2 separate regions of the Homo sapiens genome follow, and region 1 is linked to region 2. A link is an interaction called in ENCODE POLR2A ChIA-PET data of the cell type or tissue named here. Cell type or tissue: Caco-2. All regions are shown on one strand. Links, peaks and the distances in the headings refer to the core of each region. The heading gives the core; the rest is flanking DNA.

What was found. Peaks named below come from ENCODE experiments on the same cell type or tissue, not always from the same donor. Only the 100,000 strongest peaks of a DNase experiment are listed, where the experiment ranks them.
Region 1: POLR2A ChIA-PET joins it to region 2 with 6 read pairs; 5 of 35 experiments call an interaction of 5 or more read pairs at or near these places.

Annotation. Positions count from the first base shown.
Region 1 is chr10:110,318,946-110,335,810 of GRCh38, forward strand. No RefSeq gene overlaps it. Among named protein-coding and RNA genes, the nearest start is that of SMNDC1, 22 kb to the left of the region's middle. RefSeq lists an enhancer at 6,264-6,423. In Caco-2, for the core only: no CTCF peak of the experiment used is centred there; a DNase peak (open chromatin) is centred at 8,636.
Region 2 is chr10:110,590,171-110,597,006 of GRCh38, forward strand. It overlaps SMC3 (structural maintenance of chromosomes 3), which reads left to right. Exons shown (of 29, transcript NM_005445.4): 16 at 242-402; 17 at 821-962; 18 at 2,903-3,053; 19 at 6,228-6,380. Among named protein-coding and RNA genes, the nearest start is that of SMC3, 26 kb to the left of the region's middle. In Caco-2, for the core only: no CTCF peak of the experiment used is centred there; no DNase peak of the experiment used is centred there.

The DNA of each region.
Region 1 (16,865 bases), core at 7,095-9,594, 270 kb before region 2:
TTCTAGCCCCTTTTCCTAGCCTTTGACCTTATGTTTCTATTTGCTGCCACTTCTCAGCCCATTGTAGTCTTCCACTGTATCACTGAAATGACTGTCATACACAAAGTCATCAAAGCCCTCCTAACTCTCAGAGAGCCACTCTGCCATTCACTTGATCTTTGCAATATTTGACACCTTCCTTATGAAAACTCCTCTTGTGAGGCCAGGCGCGGTGGCTCACGCCTGTAATCAATCCCAGTACTTTGGGAAGCTGAGGCGGGCGGATCGCGAGGTCAGGAGATCGAGACCATCCTGGCTAACACGGTGAGACCCTGTCTCTACTAAAAAAAAAAATACAAAAAATTAGCCGGGCGTGGTGGTCGGCGCCTGTAGTCCTAGCTACTCCCGAGGCTGAGGCAAGAGAATGGCGTGAACCTGGGAGGCGGAGCTTGCAGTGAGCCGAGATCACGCCACTGCACTTCAGCCTGGGAGACAGAGCGAGACTCCGTCTCAACAAAAAAAAAAAAAAAGAAAAAAGCCGGGGGTCGGAAAGAAAACTCCTCTTGTGGCTTCTGTGACATTATTCTCTCCTGGATTTTCTCCCTTTGGCTGATGGAACTCTTTGTTTTTATAGGCTCTTGTTCTACCACATGGCTTGTAAATATTAGTGTTCCTTCCTTACGCAAGTTTTCATCTCACTTTGATTCAAGTAGTTTCAACCTTCATTTAACAACTATTTATTGAACGCCTACTCTATATCATGCTCTTTGCTCAGTGTTTGGGAGAAAGCAGTGAAAAGGCCCTGCTCTTGCGGACCTTATATGGTAGTGAGGGGAGACAGACAGCAACAATTTAAAAAGCAGATACTAGTTACGTGAAGATAAGTGCTATGGGGAAAAGCAAAGGAGAGCAAGGAGATAGGTAGTGCAAAGGAGGGAAGGAGTTGTATTTGTTTTATAGCAACGGTCAGGAAGGCCTCATTGAAAAGTTGACTTTGGGGCTGAGACCTGAAGGGAGTGAGAATTGTGAACCATGTGGATACCTGGTGGAAGATCATTCCATACAGGGGGAACAGCAAGTGGAAAGACCCTGAGGTGGGCATATTCCCGTTTTGAATATGTTGAATTTGAAAGGCCTATTATTTATTCAAGTGGAAATATCAAGGCAGTTGGAAATATATTCAGACTTGGGGAGGAGCAGGTTGGCGGGAGGTAGGAATGAGAGAGAGAACCAGGAGTTTAGTTAATTTGTGCTAGATGAAGCATATGTTGTCTATCAGTGATCAACACATAGCTATAAAGTGGGTACTTGAATCTATTCAATAAGTATTTATTAAACCCCTGGAATTCCATCTCTGTTAATAGCAGGTAGTTCATATTGGATCAGCCCTTCTGCAAATAACAATTATAAACTCTGGAGGAAAAAAATTGACCTAAAGGCATTACAGAGTGACCAAACTAGAAACCAGAGGATAATTTACAATTGGAAGAAGGAAATGGTGCTGGATGAGTTTGCTTTTTTTTTTTTTTTCCCTAATGAATTTTTGCCTGAGGAAAGGCCTCAGTCAGCTCTGTGATGGGATAGTTAGAATTTGGATAGAAATATACAATTTTGAGGAATTGGAAGTCAGACCTTGAGGTTATCACAGCTATTGCAACAACTGGGAAATTGTTGTGGTGGTGGGTATCCTAAAAAGGAGAGAGCCACAGAAGAGAAGCCAAAAATTCTGTGTATAAACTTTCCCCAAATCTCTGACTGTCCTCCAGATTATACACATAAAGGGCAGACCTCAAATAGCCTAGCTAATGACAAAAGAACTGAACGGACATTTTAACTCTTGCACATTATACGAGAGAAAGAGTTTGAAGTTTTAGTGTAGCCAAGTTAACTGTTTTGTAAAACAAAAAATTAAAAGCTTTCCAGAGGAACATAACAGAAACCATGGTCTCTATAATGTATAATTTACCATGTGCAGGTCACAATCCAAAATTACTGGACAATCGAAGAAAACAGAAAAACGTGGCCTATATTCAAAAGAAAAGGCAATCAATAGAGATTGAATCTAAGATGATGTAAAAGTTTGAATGAGGATACAATTATTTTAACTATTGTAAACTATTTTAACTCTGCTCAAGGACATAAACAAATATATGCTCATAATGAATGAACAGAGAGGAAACCTCAGCAGAGGGACAGAAACTACAAAAATGAACTAATAGAAGATTCTAGAAGTAAAAAATAACATCTAAAATTAAAAATTCACTCAATGCACTTGACAGAAGATTAGAAATGGCCGATCAAAATCAGTGAGCTTGAAGATAGACCAACAGACATTATCAGAACAGAAGATAAAAGAGAAAAAAAAGATTGAAGAAAAATTAAGAGCTTCAGTGACCTCTGGGTCAACACAGAAAATTCTAACATAAGCACACTTGTAATCCCTAATGAAGAGAAAATAATACAGAAAATGTATTAGAAAATAGTGGCTGAGATTGGGTGCAGTGGCTCATGCCTGTAATCCCAACACTTTGGGAGGCTAAGGCAGGAGGATTGCTTGAACCCAGGAGTTCAAGACCAGCCTGGTAAACATAGAGAGACCCCATCTCTATTAAATACAAATTTAAAAATTAGCCAAGTGTGGTGGTGCACGCCCGTAGTCTAAGCTACTCAGGAGGCTGAGACAAGAGGATCGCTTGAGCAGGAGGTTGAGGCTACAGTGAGTTATGATCACACCACTGCACTCCAGCCTGGGCAACAGAGTAAGACCCTTTCTCAAAAAACAAACAAACAAGCAAAAAAAGAAATTAGGCCAGGCACAGTGGCTAATGCCTGTAATCCCAGCACTTTGGAAGGCTGAGATGTGTGGATCACTTGGGGCCAGGAGTTTGGGACCAGTCTGGCCAACATGGTGAAACTCCATCTCTATTAAAAACTCAACATTTAGCTGGGTGTGATGGCATGCACCGGTAGTCCCAGCTATTTAGGAGGCTGAGGCAAGAAAGTTGCTTGACCCTGGGAGGCAGAAGTTGCAGTGAGCTGAGATTGCACCATCGCACTCCAGCCTGAATGACAGAGCAAGACTCTGTATCAAAAAAGAAAAAATAAGAAAATAGTGGCTGAAGTTTTTCCAAATTTGGTGAAAGACATAAAGTTACATATCCAAGAATCTTGGTAAACCCCAAGCAGGATAAATACAAAGAAAAGCATACTTTGGAACACTTTACTCAAACTGCTAAAAGTGAAAGAAGCCACAGACATTTTGCACACATGTCCAAAATGGAATTTATCCTCTTCCCTCCGAATTTGCTCCTCTTCTTATATTTACTTTTTCAGGAAATGATGCTACCTGCTGCCTTCTACAAGAGAGAACCCTGGAGTCCCTCTGAACTCATTCTTCTCCTTTCTTTTCTACTTCAGTGGGACACCAACTCCATCTACTATGTCATTACATAGCTCAAGCCTCTTTCCTTTCTCACAGCTGCTGTCTTAGTACAATTCCATATTTATAGCCTGGGAGTCTCCTAAATTGTCATCCTGATCTCTTCTCTTTCTGCTGCCGGAATGGTTATTTTAAGCCCGAATTCTGACCTTGTCACTTTCCAGTTTAAAATCTTCCAGTGATTTTCCATCCCTTTGGAAACAGAATTTCTATACCGTAGCATATTGCTTCAAGATCTGGGTCCTGATGTCATCTCTAGCCTTAGTTATGCCACTTGGAGGTCTCCAAATGAGCCACAGTGTCACACCTCTGTGGTTTGCCAATGTTGATCTTTTTTAGTGGAAGTTTATTCTCTTGTTTCTCAGGCTAATCTGTACTCATCCTTCAATCACCAACTCAAGGGTCATCTTCTCTTGGAAAACGTCCCTGACCCCTTTCCCTAGGTGGAACTGGATGCCCCCTGCTCATCCTGCGTAGTGCTGTGGTATCTGTGCTCCTTTACCTCTATTATATCTGGTGTTCCATTGTACTCTTGCCATTGATTTTCCTTTAGCATCAGGTCTTATTCATCTGTAGATCTCCAGAACATGGCAAATAGCTGGGGCTGAGTGTTTGTTGAATGAGCAAATGGCTGAGTGAAACAAGAGTTTGAATTGATTCCCTATATGGAGCCTATCTGTTTCTCAGGCAGTAAGTTCTTCTTTTGCCATGATAAACCTCCCCAAATAAGATTATCCAGGTGAGAAAACCAGCAAAGAACCTGAGGCAAAGGCCCAAGGAGGGGAACTTTGTACACGTGCTTACATAATGGACAGTGAGGCAACTGAGCTTATTTTTCCACCAAGGAGATGCGTTGGGCTAAGCAATTCATGTGTAACTTTGGTCACTAGCACATGAGTAGACCAACAATAAGCTTAAACTAGGAGAGTGATCTTTTTCAATGAAACCGTTTTGGACTCTTTTCTGCTGTAGGTGAGAGACTACCCTTCTTTGCTTTTTATACCACTTTTTGTGGACTAGTACTCATGTCCATCACTCATATCCCTAGGATTCTTCCTTCTAACTCTTAAGCCACTCATTTGCCAAAACAAAGCCCAAATTTCTCCAAAATATTGTCTTTTGTTTGCAGTCATTTTCAGCTCATCAGCATTATTGATTTTATGTCCACTCTGAAGGGAAGGCCACAGAGTTGACACCCAGGAAAATGATTCTCACTCAACTTACAGACCAGCTTAAACCAGGAAAAATGGGACCTGCAGAAAGATCTGGCTGTCCCAGACAAATGGGCATGAGTCAGGTTTAGCTCTGTCAGGAGGCCTCTCTGCTGCTGCATCACTGCCACATCAGCTGCCCTCCCGCACATTCCTGCTCTTGCTCCTTGTCTTCTGGAGCTGGTTGAGCATAGGCCCAGGGACCTAGTGAGTCAGCTCACTATGCCAGTTCCCTCCTCTGTGACCTGGTGCTTTTCTTTCCATCCTTTCTTTCCTTTCTATCGTCCTCCCAGATGATAACATTTCTCTTATAAAGATTATATTATGACCATACTTGAAAGATTTGTACATGTTTTGTTTATTTTCATTGCCGGAGCTAATTACCACACTAGTGCTTTCTGTAGATATCTCTTGTCTATCCCAGAATTCTTATCCTGAGTCCACTTAATAGATAACATAGGTGGGAGTCCTGAGACCTGGGAGAGGCAATATTCCTCCAATGTCCAGCCCAAGCCATATACTGAACATCTGTTGCCAACTCTCTTTGTACCCCCAAGAAACTCCTTTCATATGAGGGAGACCCCTTCATGGTTTACTAAAAAGCAATTTAGAAGTAGCAGAAGTAGCATCAACAAAGGTAAGTCAAAGAAGGAAAATAAGTTGTCAAGAACAGTGAGCAGTGATAGAGCTCAAAAAAATCAGACCACATATTTCTTTTTTTTTTTTGAGATGGAGTTTCACTCTGGTTGCCCAGGCTGGAGTGCAATGGCGTGATCTTGGCTCACTGCAACTTTCGCCTCCTGGGTTAAGGTGATTCTCCTGCCTCAAACTTCTGGTAGCTGGGATTACAGGCATGTGCCACCATGCCCAGCTAATTTTGTATTTTTAGTAGAGACAGGGTTTCTCCATGTTGGTCAGGCTGGTCTTGAACTCCCATTGACCACATATTTCTATGCTTGGGGTGTATCCATCAAAGTGAGTGGGTGACACTTGTCCCAGCCCAACACTGAATGACTCACTTTCTGTGCTATCAGCAAACAACCAAGGCTCTGCCCGGTAGTTAACAAACTCACCGAAGGAAACGCTATTCTGAATCTGTCACTAATTGAATTTTTAAATGTAATCCAATTGCCAGCCAATTTACAAACTTCCTCTGTATTCTCCAGGTTGTTTCTAGCCTTCCTCCTAATCACTTTTGCAGCCTGGCTGGATTTGATCAGGTTTATCTTTGTTTGGTTTGAGAAGGAATTGAAATGCCTCCTTCTCTTAAGAAGATGATTGTATATCCCTTGCAGTTTGCTTAGGGCACAGAGGTGATCTCATAGGGTTTTTCCACTCGGTGTATTTGATTTTAAAAACATAAATATGTGAAAGCCCCAATGTTGCCTCTTAAAATCCCCTTTGTGCTCAAAGAGGAAGTTTGGTGAACAGTTTCAGCAAAGTATCAGGAATATCAGATAGCATTGATTCACCGAGTTCTGGAAACAAACCTCAGCTTCTCCAGTCATTGGCTCATGATAAGAAAACTTCCCTTCCCACAAACTAATATGACAAAAAAGAGAGATCAGATAAAGATGACACATGAATTTGACGAGTGTTCCATCTTTTTTTACCCCAGCTCATGCTGTGCCCTTCTGGCTACATCATTGCCCTTGCTTCTCTACACAAAAGTCTTCTTCATTCTCACTCTTGCCCAGTAACCTTCACCAACATTCTGTCCTGTGGGGAGCTCTTCCTCCCCTGAACAACTCTGGCTTGCATGTAAAAATCTCCTAACATACACACACAGTATAGACTTTCCAAGGCAGGGACTCTGCTGAATTCTTATTTGCACACCTGTGGGATAAGCTGCTTAGCTCACAGCCCTGGTGTGCAATGCAGGCTGGGCATCAGAACTACCCATATAGCTTTTAAGAACTACAAATGTCTAGGTTGGGTGCAGTGGCTCACTCTGTAATCCCAGTGGAGGCCAAGGTGGGAGGATTGCTTGAGCCCAGGAATTCAAAACCAGCCTAGACAACATAGTGAGACCCCATCTCTACAAAATAAAAAATTTAAAAATTAGCCAGGCATGGTGGCATGCACCTGTGGTCCCAGCTACTCGGGAGGCTGAGGTGGGAGGATTGCTTGAGCCCAGGAGTTTGAGGCTACAGTGAGCCATGTTCACATCACTGCACTCCAGCCTGGGTGACACAGTAAGACCCCAACTCAAACAGCAACAACAACAAATAAACTACAAATGTCCAGACCCCACTCCGGGCCTTCTGAATCAAGATCACTCCATAGGTGACTCTGACTTGCGGCTGAAATGAGAACCACTAGCTTACCATCATTGGAAGGATTAAACGAGTTAACATACAGACGGATATTTTTTAAACTATAGACTTTCATGACAAATGCTAGGTATGATTCGTAGTGAATGCTACAGTTGCCCTCCACCCCATCCAACCCTTCTAACTCCTCCTCCCTTTCTCAAAGTTTCTGTTCAGAGGGTCACTCCTCCTCCACGCAGCCCCGTGGCTTCAGGGAAGCTGACCCCGCCTTCAGTGTCAGGTGAGGGGCTGATTTGTCTGAGCCTAAATCCATGATTCAGGAGTGGGGATGTGACTGGCCATTGAGACCCAGAAGGACTGCTGGAGGCTTCTGGGAAGAGTTTCCCTCACTTTGGGAAGCTTTGCTCTCCTGTCATGATTCTAGTTGTTACTGACAGCCATTCTGGGACCTTTCTCTCTCTCTTTCCTCTCTCCTTTCCCCAGAGGTAACAGGGCTTAGGATAATGCTATGAAAACACCTTGGTCTTTGACGGTGGATGGAGCTACCCTGAGCTGATCTCAATTTGGATTTCCATTTCTGTGCACCAGGAAATGCCTCATGGTTTAAGGCAGCTCTGTTACTTGTGGCTGAAATATCCTCCTGGCTACATTTGCTTTTAATTCCTTCTCAAGTATCATCTGACACAATGCCCTCTTTAGTAAATGCTTCAATAAGTATTTGTTGAATGTATGAATGACTTCATCGTCATTGAGTGCCTAGACTTGCTGGGTACTGGAGATACAGTAGCAACTAAAAGAAGTCCCTTTCCTTATGGATTTTATATTCTGGTGGGAATAAAACTGCACTTGTGGGTCAGGTTAGCAGCTTCTCTAGAGAAATAAACTTTATGTTTCTAGTTGTACAAACAGATGGTTCAACCCACATTAGGGGTTAGAATGGTAACATTTGTGCTAAAGAATCACTGCTTAGGAATTCACCTGACCACCAGAGTGACTTTCTGCAGCTAAAGAAAAAGGAAATGACAAGAAGAATCATGAAGAATACTTTGTCCCTAAGTTTATGACTCAGAGGAAAAACTACAGGGCTCTTGTTCCCAGATCTCAACACCAGAGCATGAGACAGGTCCTCGATTGCAGAAGACAAAGTGAGGAGTAACAATCTGAAAGATTCAGGATAACTCGATTTTAACAAATGAATGAAACTGGAAGAAGGGGAAACTGACGACCTGCTGAATGTTAATATTTGAGTCAGTGCAAGGTATCACGAGAGGTAGGGATCAGCTCATCTCTAGGTCTTCTGTCTGCAAGAAAGCAGGCAAAGGGAGGATGCTTCCAACTTACAGATTGTCTAGTGCAGCTTAAACTGAGGGACAGCCTTTCTTCTTTATTTTTGTATAGGATAGCCTCTTTTTCAAGATTGCCTTAGATGTATTCTTTGCACAAATGTTGGGATGATCCCATAACTTCTCCGGGGAAGTCAATGCTAGCTAGGGTGGCTACATTCACCACTCAGATTAAGGAAAGAGTCACCTGGCAAGTAAAATGACCGAAATGAAGAAATGTTTGGGGCAGCAACAGGCCTGGTGATTCAGCTGGGCTGGCCAGAGAGCAAATTCCAAGGGGTAGGATAGGAGGGGAAGCAGTCCAGCAACCTGAGGTAAGGGCCAAATTCAGGAAGATTAGTGATAACGCAAGGCAAAGGTAAACACGCTAGACCTGGAAGATGAGGGCTTCATAGAGCAGGGCTCAGGAACTTTAAGCCTGGACACTTGGGGAGCAAGAGGTAAGGACTTTGACCCTAAGATCCTGAGGTTAGGTCCCAGTAATAAAACTCAGCACCAGCTGACAGAAAGGACAATGACAAAGGGTGTACCCTTCAAGGGTAGGAGGAGTCCTACAGGCTTTGTGAGATATGGCACACAGTCAGTGCTGTGTAAATGTTAAAAGGGTGAATGAAGTCACTAGGCTGGGCTGTACGATGGCAGCAATCAGACTGTTTTTCATCCTTAAGCTCTAAAACTACTGGTTCTTCTGGAACTGGCAAAATTTTCAGTAAGATGCTTTAGTTCCCCAAAACAGATAATTGAGATAGTTTTTGTTTTGTTTTTGCCCAACCTGCTTCTATTCCCCTGGAGATAGCATTGCAGTTTTCTTTGGGGGACTGCGCCTCCTCTGCCTTCAAACCATGCAGCTCAGGTAATGCCCTGTTTACTAAATGCTTCAGTAAGCATTTATTGAATGAATGAAAAAATTCGGCCAGGCATGGTGGCTCACGCCTGTAATCCCAGCACTTTGGGAGGCCGAGGTGGGCAGATCACGAGGTCAGGAGATGGAGACCATCCTGGCTAACACGGTGAAATCCCGTCTCTACTAAAAATACAAAAAATTAGTCGGGCATGGTGGCGGGCGCCTGTAGTTCCAGCTACTCGGGAGGCTGAGGCAGAATGGCATGAACCCGGGAGGTGGAGCTTGCAGTGAGCCGAGATCACGCCACTGCACTCCAGCCTGGGCTACAGAGCGAGACTCCATCCCCCCTCCAAAAAAAAAAATTCATTGTCATTGAATGCCTAGACTTACCGAGTACTGGAGATAAAGTAGTAACTAAACCAAGTCCTTGTCCTTATGGATTTTATATTCTGGTGGGAATAAAACTGCACTTGTGGGTCAGGTTAGCAGCTTCTCTAGAGAAATAAGCTTTATGTTTCTAGTTGTACAAATAGATCGGTTCAACCAACAAAAGTGGTTCAAATGGGAACCCTTGTGCCAAAGGATCACTGCCAACCATGCTCTCCTATCTAGGAGTGGGCAAGTGGCTTGGCTAATTAGCATATTCCATTCCTCTATACACTGTGATTAGTTCGGGGATGGGCACATGATCTACGTTGTTCCAATGGAAGTTAATTCTGAGACTTTTGCTAGAACTACTGAGAAGGGGCCAGTTTTTCTCTGCTGAGGTTGCCGAGCTATACAATGTAGAATGTAAACCCAGGGTTGGCAGGAGTCACTGCATGGAGCTGGCCTGGCAGCAGATGGAACCAACTCAGAAAAAAGCATAGCTCGGGAAGTAGGGGATAGATTGAAAGACAATAATTCTGGTGACATAATTTGAGTTTCTGGTACCAGCTGTGCCTGAAGAGAGGCCTACCACTGGTCTTCTCTATGACTATTGCTTAAGCCAGCCTGAATTGGGTTTCCATTACTAACAACTTGGTGTCCTGAAATGATAAACAATGGAGACTGTATGATAAGTAACTGCTTTCCCATCTTGTCAGAGCTGATGAACTCCAGGCCAGGCGCAGTGGCTCACACCTGTAATCCCAGCACTTTGGGAGGCCAAGGTGGGTAGATTACTTGAGACCAGGAGGAGTTTGAGACCAGCCTGGCCAACATGGTGAAACCCCGTCTCTACTAGAAATACAAAAATTAGCCAGGTGTGGTGGTGCATGCCTGTAATCCCAGCTACTTGGGAGGCTGAGGCACGAAAATTGCTTGAACCCAGGAGGCGGAGCTTGCAGTGAGCTGAGATTGCGCCACTGCACTCCAGCCTGGGTGACAGAGAGAGACTCCATCTTAAAAAAAAAAAAAAAAAAGAGTTGAGGAAATCCAGCCAATCAACTAATACTTATGTAGTGATTTCTGTTGCCAGATATTGTTCTAAGTACTGGGGATACAGCTATAAACAGAAGTCCTTGCCCTCAAAGAGCTTACATTCCAGCAGGAGGAGACAATTGTTAAAGTAGTCAACAATAAATACATACGAAAAGTTTAGGTATAAATAAGAGCTATTAAGAAGATTAAATAGGAGCGAGCCACCTGCTCTCAGACAGGGCCCATCTCTCAGAGGGGGCAACATTTGAATTGCGGTCATAATGACAAGATACAAAGAAGCGGCCATTCAAAGACTGGGGCAAGAATGCCCTGAGGAGAATGAATAGCCGGTGCCAAGGCTCTAAGACAGGAACAAGACTGGCCTGTTCAAGAGACTAAAAAAAGGCACATGTGGCTGGAATGTCTCGAGTAAGGAGACCAGTAGAGAGAGGAAGATGGGGCAGAGAGGTAAGCTGAGGCAGTCCCCTCAATTTTGTGAGAATTTGAATTTTATTCTGAATGCAACAGACCTTCACTGGAGTTACTGAGACCTGATTTACCTTTTAAAAACATTATTCTAGGCCGGGCGTGGTGGCTCATGCCTGTAATCCCAGCACTTTGGGAGGCCAAGGTGGGCGGATCACTTGAGGTCAGGAGTTCAAGACCAGCCTGCCCAATATGGTGAAACCCTCTCTCTACTAAAAATACAAAAAAAGTAGCCAGGCATGGTGGCAGGCGTCTGTAATCCCAGCTACTCGGGAGGCTGAGGCAGGAGAATTGCTTGAACCTGGGAGGCAGAGGTTGCAGTGAGCCGAGATTGCGCCATTGCACTCCAGCCTGGGTGACAAGAGTGAAATTCCGTCTCAAAAAAAAAAAATTATTCTAGATGTGGGTTGAAGGTTGGACTTAAGGAAGGCAAGAGGGACATAAGGAGGACCTATTAGGAGATAATGCAGTAGTCCAGGCAAGAGATGATGGAGGGGCCCCAGGCCAGGGTTGGAGCAGTGGAGATGGAAATAGAGAAAGGGGGTTGCATTCAGGATACATTTTGGAGGCTTAGTCAATAGAATGTACTGTGGGTTAAAGGGAGGTGTGAGGAAAAGATGATTTAAGCCTGATGACTAAGTTTTAGCCTGAGCAGCCAGGTGAATGATGGCGCCATTTACAAAAATGAGAAAGTCAAGGCGGGGTGTGATGGAATCCATATTGTTGGGAGAAAAGCTGAGTCGTTGGGAGAGAAGCTGAGGTGGAGCTTACATGTCTGCTAGACTTGCTGGCTCCTTGCTTCTAGCACTCCCATTGTCTCAAGTAGCCATATGTTTCTCATTCACTTGATACACCATTTCGTTTCAACCCCCACATCCTCACCACCTGTTTCTTTGATCACCAACAAATAGCGAGGGCTCCCAAAGCTCAGGGCCTTCCCAGCCTCCACACTCGCGATGGCCCCCTGGTCCCACTTTCTCTCTCAAACTGTCTTTTTCTCATTCTTTTGACTCTGCTGGATTTCGTCGCCCCCATGACCTGGTGTTGAGTCTGATCACCCCAACACATATTGCTGCCTCAGCTATGCAAGACATCCAAGTGTAGATGTCAAATGGGCAAAGGGATAGAACATTCCTGGAGTTCCTTTTTTCTTTTTCTTGCTTAAACAACAAATTTATTTTCTCACAGTTCTGGAGACTAGAAACCTAAGTCCGAGATCACAGTGTCAGCAGGGCTGCTTTCTTCTGAGGGCTCTCTCCTGGGCTTAGAGATGCCCATCTTCTCTCTGTGTATTTGCATGGTCTTCTGTCTGTTTGTGTCTGCATCCTAATCTCTTCTTTGTATAAGCAAGAGGTGACAGCGTGCTGGCAGCCCTTGCAGCCCTCGCTCGCTCTTGGCACCTCCTCGGCCTCGGCGCCCACTCTGTCCACACTTGAGGAGTCCTTCAGCCCTCTGCTGCACTGTGGGAGCCCCTTTCTGGGCTGGCCGAGGCCGGAGCTGGCTCCCTCAGCTTGCGGGGAGGTGTGGAGGGAGAGGCGTGGGCGGAACCGTGGAACCGGGGCTGCTCATGGCGCTTGTGGGCCAGCACGAGTTCCGGGTGGGCGTGGGCTCGGCGGCCCCGCACCCGGAGTGGCCAGCTGGCCCCACCGGCCCCAGGCAGTGAGGGGCTTAGCACCCGGATGAGCAGCTGTGGAGGGTGTGCCGGGTCCCCCAGCAGTGCCAGCCCAGCAGCGCTACACTGGCTTTCTCGCTGGGCCTTAGCTGCCTCCCCACAGGGCAGGGCTCAGGACCTGCAGCCCGCCATGCCTGAGCCTCCCCTGCCCTGCCCCCTGCTGTGGGTTCCTGTGCCGCCTGAGCCTCCCCGACGAGCGCCGCCCCCTGCTCCACGGTGCCCAGTCCCATCGACTGCCCAAGGGCTGAGGAGTGCGGACGCAAGGCGTGGGACTGGCAGGCAGCTCCACCTGCGGCCCCAGTGCGGGATCCACTGGGTGAAGCCAGCTGGGCTCCTGAGTCTTGTGGGGACTTGGAGAACTTTTAAGTCTAGCTGGGGGATTGTATATGCACCAATCAGCACCCTGTGTCTAGTCAGGGTTTGTAAATGCACCAATCAGCACTCTGTGTCTAGCTCAAGGTTTGTAAACACACCAATCAGCACCCTGTGTCTAGCTCAAGGTTTGTAAATGCACCAATCAGTGCTTTGTGTCTAGCTGATCTGGTGGGGACTTGGAGAACCTTTATGTCTAGCTAATGGATTGTGAATGCACCAATCAGCACTCTGTGTCTAGCTCAGGGTTTGTAAATGCACCAATCAGCACCCTGTGTCTAGCTCAGGGTTTGTGAATGCACCAATCAGTGCTCTGTGTCTAGCTAATCTAGTGGGGACTTGGAGAACTTTTGTGTCTAGTTCAGGGACTGTAAATGCACCAATCAGTTCCCTGTCAAAACGGACCAATCAGCTCTCTGTAAAACAGACCAATCAGCTCTCTGTAAAATGGACCAATCAGCGGAATGTGGGTGGGGCCAGATAAGGGAATAAAAGCAGGCTGCCGGAGCCGGCAGTGGCAACCCGTTCAGATCTGTTTTCATGCTGTGGAAGCTTTGTTCTTTTGCTCTTTGCAATAAATCTTTCTGTTGCTCACTCTTTGGATTCACACTGCCTTTATGAGCTGTAACACTCACGATGAAGGTCTGAAGCTTCACTCCTGAAGCCAGCAAGACCACGAACCCACCGGGAGGAATGAACAACTCCAGATGTGCCGCCTTAAGAGCTGTAACACTCACCGTGAAGGTCTGCAGCTTCACTCCTGAAGCGAGCGAGACCACGAACCCACCAGAAGGGAAAAACTCCGAACACATCCGAACATCAGAAGGAACAAACTCCGGACATGCCACCTTTAAGAACCGTAACACTCACCGCGAGGGTCCACGGCTTCATTCTTGAAGTCAGTGAGACCAAGAACCCGCCAATTCTGGACACATAAGGAAGCCAATCCTATTTGATTAGGGCCCCCCCATATGATTTCATTTAACCCTAATTACTTGTTTCTAAGAAATCATCAATTTATTTATTTTTTTTGAGACAGGATCTCACTCTATCATTCATGCTGGAGTGCAGTGGTGCGATCAGAGCTCACTGTAACTTTGACCTCCTGCGTTCACTCAGTCCTCCCACCCCAGCCTCCCAAGTAGCTAGGGTTAAAGGCAAGTGCCCTACCACACTCACCTGTTTTTAAAATATTTTGTAGAGATAGGGTTGCACTATGTTGCCCAGGCTAGTCTGGAACTCCCGGCCTCAAGCAATCCTCCTGCCTCAGCCTCCCAAAGTGCTGGGATTACAGGCATGAGCCACTGTACCAGGCCTAATTTACCTTTTTTTTTTTGAGATGGAGTCTCACTCTGTCTCCCAGGCTGGAGTGCAGTGCAACCTCTGCCTCCTGGGTTCCAGCAATTCTCCTGCCTCAGCCTCCCAAGTAGCTGGGATTACAGGTGTGTGCCACCACACCTGGCTAATTTTTTGTATTTTTAGTAGAGACGGAGTTTCACCATGTTAGCCAGGCTGGTCTCAAACTCCTGACCTCAAGTGATCTGCCTGCCTTGCCCTCCCAAAGTGCTGGGATTACAGGCGTGAGCCACCGAGCCAGGCCCAAATTTACTTTTTAAATTAACATGTAATTATACATATTTATGGAGTACATAGTGATGTTTTGATACATATGATGTATAGTGCTCAGCTCAGGATGATTAGCATATTCATCATGTCAAACATGTATCATTTCTCCATGTTAGGAACATTCAATATCCTCCTAGCTATTTGAAACTATGTATTATTAACTTTAGTCATACTCCAGTAGTATGGACCACTAGAACTAATTCCTCTTGTTTAGCTGTAATTTTGTATCCCTTAACAAATGGGACATGTTTTCTTAATATACCATTTAACACACTCTATGAAAGAACAAGTTTCATTTTTCAGCTTTAAATACATGAGCTTTACATAAAATAGCTCTTAATTCAAAAAACATTGGCCAAACCAAACTAATCTACTGCGTTAGAAGTCAGGATCAGGAGGAGGAGAGAGTGTGTAGTGATGGGAAGGGAAATATCAGGAGCTTCTGGGGTGCTAGAGATGTTCTGTTCCTTTCACCTGGGTAGTGGTTACATGGCCCACTTAAAGATAATTAAGCTGTACACTCACGATATGTATACTTTTCTGTATGTATTCCTCAATTAAAATTTTTTTTTAAAAAATAACAAAGGAATCAGGAGGCCTGTGCTTCAGTTCCAGTACTAAAGGTAACTAGCTGTGTGATCACAGGCAAGTTACTTAACCTCTCTGGACCTCAAGTTTTCTCACCTGTCAGTGGAGAGGATTGAACCAGATGCTCACCAAGATCCCGTCCACCCAACATGGTTCCACAGGCAGCTTCCTCCATTTGAGATCGGGCACTTGTGCTGCTGGAGTCAGCCTGAAGCCCTCTCTGACCTTCACCAAGGAGGAGCTGGTCCTTTTTCATGTTCTTCCTTTCAGAAACTAACAGTTGTGGCTGATGTCTCTGTGGTACCACTTGTTACTAACAAGGCAGCTGTGAAGTTAATGATAGTGCAAATAAAAAGCTGCTGGTAATTAGGTGGCTGGATGTTCAGGCATTATTGTTATTTTTAAAAAAATCGGCTGGGCACGGTGGCTCACTCCTGTAATCCCAGCACTTTGGGAGGCTGAGGTGGGTGGATCACCTGAGGTCAGGAGTTTGAGACCAGCCTGAACAACATGGTGAAACACCGTCTCTACTAAATATATATTTAAAAAAATTAGCTGGGCATGGTGGCACATGCCTATAATCCCAGCTACTTGGGAGGCTGAGGCAGGAGAATCGCTAGAACCCTGGAGGCGGAGGTTGCAGTGAGCTAAGATTGCACCATTGCACCCCAGCCTGGGCAACAAGAGTGAAACTCCATCTGAAAAAAAAAAAAAAGAAAAAGAAAAAAATCAATTAGCTGAATAAGAAAATGCCATTGAGATGAACATTTATTTTTCTCCTTAGCATGATTCTGGTTGGATAGGAGGTTAATGTGGTCAATTCCAGAAGGGAAAAATATGTTTCTTATATATTAGAACTTAACATATACTTTTAAAACTGCATAGGGGGCCGGGCGTGGTGGCTCATGCCTGTAATTCCAGCATTTTGGAAGGCCGAGGCAGGTGGATCACAAGGTTAGGAGTTCGAGACCAGCCTGACCAACATGGTGAAACCCCTTCTCTACTAAAAATACAAAAATTAGCTGGGCATGGTGGCATGCGCCTGTAATCTTAGCTACTCGGGAGGCTGAGGCAGGAGAATCGCTGGAACCAGGGAGGCAGAAGCTGCAGTGAGCCGAGATCTTGCCATTGCACTCCAGCCTGGGCAGCAGACTGAGACTCCGTCTCAAAAAACAAACGAACAAACAAAAACTTCATAGGGGAAGATGGAGGCTTTTAATTTTTTACAAAAGGTTTCTGTAAGTGAGGGAGAAGCTTCATAATAATGACCTGTGATTTGTACCTACTGCTGACTTACTAACTAACCTCTGACTCTGGCAATGACCACATCCTCATTTCCTCCTTTTAGAAGGTAACCAAAAACACTTCTAGGAAGTCTGGGGTTATTGAGCCATAGTCCTATCTCTAAGACCTAGATAGTCTATAAAGCAAAATAAATGAAGCAACAAAATTTTTTCCTTGTACTTCTGTTGTTCACTGTTCAAATATCTACATTTAACCAAGCAGATATTCTAATATGGCTGTGTTTATTTACGACTGTCTTCTGAAGACTGCCTGGATCTGTTTTAACCCGGTAACCCTGGGCAAGTTACTTACCCTTCCTGAGCCTTATTTCTTCATCTGTAAAAGGA
Region 2 (6,836 bases), core at 3,352-5,851:
ATAGCACTTTTGATGTTCAGATAAAGAGCCCATTTTTAACACTACTGTTATGGAACAGAGCCTATCATATAAGGTGTTACATGTAGTTGGCATATTGTGAGGAGGTGATGTGTTTGTTGGAGAGGATGTTTAGTTTAATCACTGGTATATTTTTAAAATGTATGGTGTTGTGGGCTCATTCCTTACCAGGAGTGCCATTGATGATATTATTTTAATATTTTTCATTTCTGACAACTTACAGGCCATTTTAAATGGAATAGACAGCATAAACAAAGTGCTAGACCACTTCCGTCGAAAAGGAATAAACCAGCATGTTCAAAATGGCTATCATGGTATTGTAATGAATAACTTTGAATGTGAACCAGCTTTCTACACATGCGTGGAAGTCACTGCTGGAAACAGGTTAAAGCTTTTGCTTGATATTTAGCATTTTTAGAAGAGGGAATAAGAATAGCTTAAACAACTTTTGTAGTTTTTGTACAACATATCTTCCATTATCTTTTTATATCTCGGTTCCTTAACTTTCTAATTAAAGAAGTAGATGCTAAGTATTTGTTCCTAATTATAGAAGCTAGAACTTTCCTCTTTTGGGAGTTTCTCCCTCCCCGCCATTGGAATTTTTAAAGTAGTCTTATTTTCCAAAATTATTTGGATTATATAGGAAAAAACTGTTTGATGCTTAAGTGTTTATAACATTTTAAAAGTGCACACCTTTAGTCCCAGCTATGCAGGAGGCTGAGGTGGGAGGATTGATAAGTTTGGGCAACATAGGGAGACCCTGAGTACCAATAAAGATTTGTCTTACTCTGTTTATATTTAGGTTATTTTATCACATTGTTGATTCAGATGAAGTCAGCACGAAGATTTTAATGGAGTTTAATAAAATGAATCTTCCTGGAGAGGTTACTTTTCTGCCTCTTAACAAGTTAGATGTCAGGGATACAGCCTATCCTGAAACCAATGTGAGTCATTGTGTGATAAGGTGTATTTCTCTTTTATAATGTTATTTTTTATCACATAATCTAACACATGCTAGTGCCCAGGCACTATACACTGGGATTCAGTGGTGTATGAGATAAAAATATCTGTCTTCCCATGGACCTTAGTGCTGAGTGGGTTTTGGGGAGGGAGACAGAAGTCACAGCTATGATTGGTGTGGTGATGCACGCCTGTAATCCCAGCTACTTGGGAGGCTGAAGTGGGAGGATCATTTAAAAAGAAGAGAAAAAAGCTAAGATATGAAACAAATCATTGCAAATGTGCAGTGTTAAAAGCGTAAGTACAGGATACTTTGAGAGCATATCTGGGAGTGACATAATTAAGGTTAGGGAGTTGGAGAAAGATTCCCAAGGAACTGTCATGTATAGTTTAAAAGTGTCTTGACGTACTTAGGATTAAATGAAAAAAATGGCTAGTAAGGTGATAGACTTCGGAAGCATAACATTGCTTTTGTTGGTAACAAAAGTGCACTTTAGGTGGATTAAAAATATTCTTCAGACACCATTCTTAGAACAGTGTAATTGCTTTGAGGTACTTGACTTCAGAATGTTGATGGTAGCATCAACTGTTTTACCATCCTCTGAAGTTAAAGCTGAAACCCCATGAGAATGATCAATAATTTAAGTGGAACATTAAGAATCTTGTAAGCTATCAAAGGGTCTGACTTTTTCTGCTATCACATCTACAAATTGTCTTTGAAGTTTGGGTAAGAAAAATTGAGTCTCAAAAACATGATGTATGAATGGAACGAGACACAAAGGAGTACATGGAGCGTGGTTCCATTTACGCTGAGTAAACAAAACCAAACTTAGGGCCAGGCTCGGTGGCTCACACCTGTAATCCCCTCACTTTGGGAGGGGGAGGTGGGCGGATCACCTGAGGTTAGGAGTTCAAGACCAGCCTGGCCAACAAGGCAAAACCCTGTCTCTACTAAAAATACAAAAAATTAGCTGGACATGGTAGTAGGCACCTGTAATCCCAGGTACTTGGGAGGCTGAAGCGGGAAAATCGCTTGAACTGGGGAGGCAGAGGTTGCAGTGAGCCAAGATCATGCCACTGTACTTCATCCTGGCAACAGAGCAAGACTCCATCTCAAAAAAAAAAAAAAATTTTATAGAACTGGGAAGTGCAAGGAAGTGATTAGCACAGTCATGGCAGTGGTCGTTTCTCGCAGGTAACCACTGTAGGTAACTGCTTTGTGATTAGGAAAGGAGCACACCCATGACTTCTGGGGTGTCAGCAGTGCTCTGTTTCTTGTGGTTATGTTGGTGTTCTATTAATTTACACTGAATACTTAACTACATTTTTCTATATATGGGATATATTTTCATAATTTTAAAAACCCTGTTCTAACAGTTTAGGAGAGAGGAAATGAAATTTTATCTGACAAAATATTTTCCTATCTAATTTAGATATATAAAATATGTAAAATTAAAACATTTTGAGGAAGTACTATTTATATTTAGCCCTTTTATGTGAGAGATACTATCGTAAGTTTTGCATATATTAACTCATTTAGTCTTCACAACTTTATAAGGAAGGTATGTATTGTCTACGATTTTGTAGATAAAGTAACTATTATCTGAGGAAGTTAAGCAACTTGTCCACAGTACACATCTGATAAATGGTGAAACGAGTGTTTGAATTTGGGCAGTCTAGCTTCAGAACCACTAAACTCTTTAGCACTATTAGGCTCTACTATTGAAAACCTTGATTACAAGAGCAAAATTACCAGGATATTCTAGTGGAATGAGTCTTCTAACTACTTCAGGGAAAACGCCAATCGTTTTGAAATATAATGGTGTTTATGGTTTATTTGTATTTCATAAAGATGTAATTTCATAATTCTAAGTTCTTAGTTAACTGTGTTGTGATCTCTCTGTTGACAAAATTTCATTTTTAGGATGCTATTCCTATGATCAGCAAACTGAGGTACAATCCCAGATTTGACAAAGCTTTCAAACATGTGTTTGGAAAGACTCTTATTTGTCGTAGCATGGAAGTTTCAACCCAGCTGGCCCGTGCTTTCACTATGGACTGTATTACTTTGGAAGGTTTGTAATACTAATTCTTAGCTTTAAACAGATAAATTCTAACAAATCATTTAAAACATATAATCTGGCTGGGCGCAGTGGCTCATGCCTGTAATCCCAGCACTTTGGGAGGCTGAGGCGGGTGGATCACCTGAAGTCAGGAGTTCAAGACCAGCCTGGCTAACGAGGCGAAACCCTGTCTCCATTAAAAATACAAAGATTAGCTGGGTGTGGTGGTGTGCACCTGTAGTCCCAGCTACTCAGGAGGCTGGGGCAGGAGAATTGCTTGAACCTGGGAGGCAGTGGTTGCAGTGAGCCGAGATCACGCCACTGCACTCCAGCTTGGGTGACAGAGCGAGACTCTGTCTCAAAAAACAAAGAGACATATAATCTGTATAATATGTCAGTTGAGCTGTATGCATGTCTGATTAATATATCTTACAGTATTTTGGAGACATTCTGGTTTTGAGAGTATTCGAAAAATTCATCCTTTGCCTTTGGCCGGGCATGGTGGCTCACATCTATATATAACCCCAGCACTTTGGGAGGCTGAGGCAGGTGGATAACTTGAGGAGGGAATTCAAGACTAGCCTAGCCAACATGGTGAAACCCCATCTCTACTAAAAATACAAAAAATTAGCTGGGTGTGGTGGCGCACACCTGTAATCCCAACAACTCAGAAGGCTGAGGCATGAGAATGGCTTAAACCTGGGAGGCAGAGGGTGCAGTGAGCCAAGATCACACCCCTGCACTCCAGCCTGGGTGATAGAGCAAGATCCTGTCTCAAAAAAAAAGAAAAATTTATTTTCAATTATTTTATAGTTTTTTAAATAGTTGGTTTGTTCAATTAAGAGTCCAGACAGGGTTCGTACTTGATATTTAGTTGATGTCTCTGAAATGTGATCATATAGCAGGGGTTCTTAACCTTTTTTGCAGTGTGGACTGCTTTGGCTGTTTGAAGCATATGGATCCTTCACAATTTTTTTTTTAATTTTTAAATTTATTTTTTTTTTACTTTTTTCCACAACAAAAGCCACATTCAACACAATTTTTAATGCATAAATTAAAATACTTTGGATCACAAAGGAGATGAATTGTATTCGCATGGTTATTATTTTAAAAAATATTATATAATTATTTAATGTATTCAAAAAACAAGATAGTAGTGGGTCTAATAGCTACCATAAGTTTGAAGTACTGATACATGTAAACAATATTTTGACATCTGACAAGTGTTACCTAATATGAAAATAGCTCTTCTTTTGGTAGTCACAGATACTAATACTACTACTGTGGTTCTTGTCGTGTTCGTTATAGAAGGGAAATGCTAAATCTCATTTTGAGGTTAATAAAAATAAAGATGTAAATTTTTTTCCTACTCAGATCACAGATCTTCTGAATTTTATCTTTGAAATCCAGGTTAAGAACCTCCAGTATATAGGTTTAGTTTACCTGCCCTCAATTTTTTTTTTCCTCTTTATTTGTTGAAGAAAGCAGGTAAACCCATCTCCCCCCAAGCTTTGTTTCTGTATATGTACGTTTTGTTGTGGTTGTTTTTGAACCATCCAAGAATAAGTAAAACATCATGTCATGTCATCTCTAAAATTTAAGCATGCATCTCCTAACAATAAGAACATTCTTTTGTATAGCCACAGTATCATTGTTACACCTAAGAAATTTAACATTAACCTAATATCCTCTAAAAAGTATCCATATTCAAGTTTTCTCAATTATCCTAAAATATTTTTCTATTTAGGATTAAATCAAGTATGCATATAGTGTCTTCTCTTTATTTTTTTTTTTTGAGATGGAGTTTCGAGCCCAGGCTGGAGTGCAGTGGCATGATCTCAGCTCACTACAACCTCCGCCTCGCAGGTTCAAGCGATTCTCCTGCCTCAGCCTCCCAAGTAGCTGGGATTACAGACATGCGCCACTATGCCCGGCTAATTTTGTATTTAGTAGAGACGGGGTTTCTCTATGTTGGTCAGGCTGGTCTCGAACTCCTGACCTCAGGTGATCTGCCTGCCTCAACCTCCCAAAGTGCTGGGATTACAGGCATGACCACCATGCCCGGTCTAGATTCTTTAAATATAAGACAGTTCCTCCTGCTCCCTTCTCCCCACCCAGAGAAATCCAGAAAAGTTCCATTTTCTGGATTTGTCTTATTGCTTCCTCATCATTGTTTAAATATTGTTGGCATGAATGCTACATGAATGATATGTACTTATGGTGTCATATAATGTGTCCCATTGTTAGTGATACTAGGTTTGATCACCTGCAGATCTCTCCGTTGTAAAGGTATCCCTTTGCCCCTTTGTAATTTAATAATATGTGAGATTATTCTTCAAGTCAGGTTCTCCCAACAACTTCAGTTGCTTTAGCACTTTGTTGACTCTTGCCTGAATCAGTTGTTACACTGGGGGGTTTCAAAATGGTGATTCATAAATTCTGTTATTGCTGCTGCATTTATTAGCTGTCACTCTTCTGTAGAAAAGAGTCTCCAATTTTCATTTTTTAAAAAAGTATCACTGTGATTCATGAATTTTTTTTTTTTAATTCAATATGTTATTACATTGGTATTGTTATTTTGATGCTCAAATTTTCCCAAATATGGCCAGTGGAAATTTCAAGCTAGGTCCTGTGTCCTACTAATATTTCCTCTTTAGTCTTCACTTCCTTCCCCTCTGGTAGATGTTCAGGTTCAACTGGAGGTTCTTTTTTTTTTTTTTTTTTTTTTAAAGACTGCAAATTTTGGCTGGGCACAGTGGCTTGACTCTGTAATCCTAGATACTTAAGAGGCTAAAGCATGAGGATCACTTGAGGGCAGGAGTTCGAGAACCGCCTGGGCACATAGCAAGACCTGGTCTCTACAAAAAAGGTGTGGTGGTGCACACCTGTAGTCCTAGCCACTCAGGAGGCTGAAGCAGGAGGATCACTTGAATCCAGGAGTTTGAGGTTGCAGTGAGCTATGACCGCACCACTGCACTCCAGCCTGAGCAACAAGAGCAAGACCCTGTCTCAAAAAAAAAAAAAAAAAAAATCTAGCATTGAAAAGCAAAATTTTTTCAGGGTGGTTTAAATTACTTTCAATTCTCATTATCTACTTAAAGCCTGTAGGTTAGTTTTTTTGTTATAAGTCAATTTATCATTGAATAAAAAAGTTGTACAGACCTATTACATATGTTTTGTTTATAGGTGACCAAGTCAGCCATCGGGGTGCTCTAACTGGGGGTTATTATGACACAAGGAAGTCTCGACTTGAATTGCAAAAAGATGTTAGAAAAGCAGAAGAAGAACTAGGTGAACTTGAAGCAAAGCTCAATGAAAACCTGCGCAGAAATATTGAAAATATCTTTTTGTTTTGTGCATAGTGATAGATATTGTGGGGGAAGAACTGTGTTTTGGTTGCCATATATAATCTTTTGTTTTTTCACATATTAAAAATTTCTTGTGTTTTAAGTTCAAGAGCTTATGTTTGTTTAGCTTTTGAAGACTAAAAGCTATTTTAATGATTCTTTGCTTAAGTGTTAAGTAGCTAATACCATGAAGTCACTTGGAAGAAAAGAACCCATAGAACACAAAAATAAAGGTTGTATCAGGCAAAGAAAGAGGAAACTGAGAAGGATCAGTTTGTGAATTGTACAAGTAAAACCTTGGTAGTTTTTTTTTTTTTCCCTTCTTCCCTGTTGAATTTATGTAAGCAAGAGATACTGTTTTAAGGAAGAGAGTGGGGGCGGCATCAGTAATGTTACATATTGCTTAGAAGTCAAATATATAAGGACTGGCATTTTATTGTACTTGTAC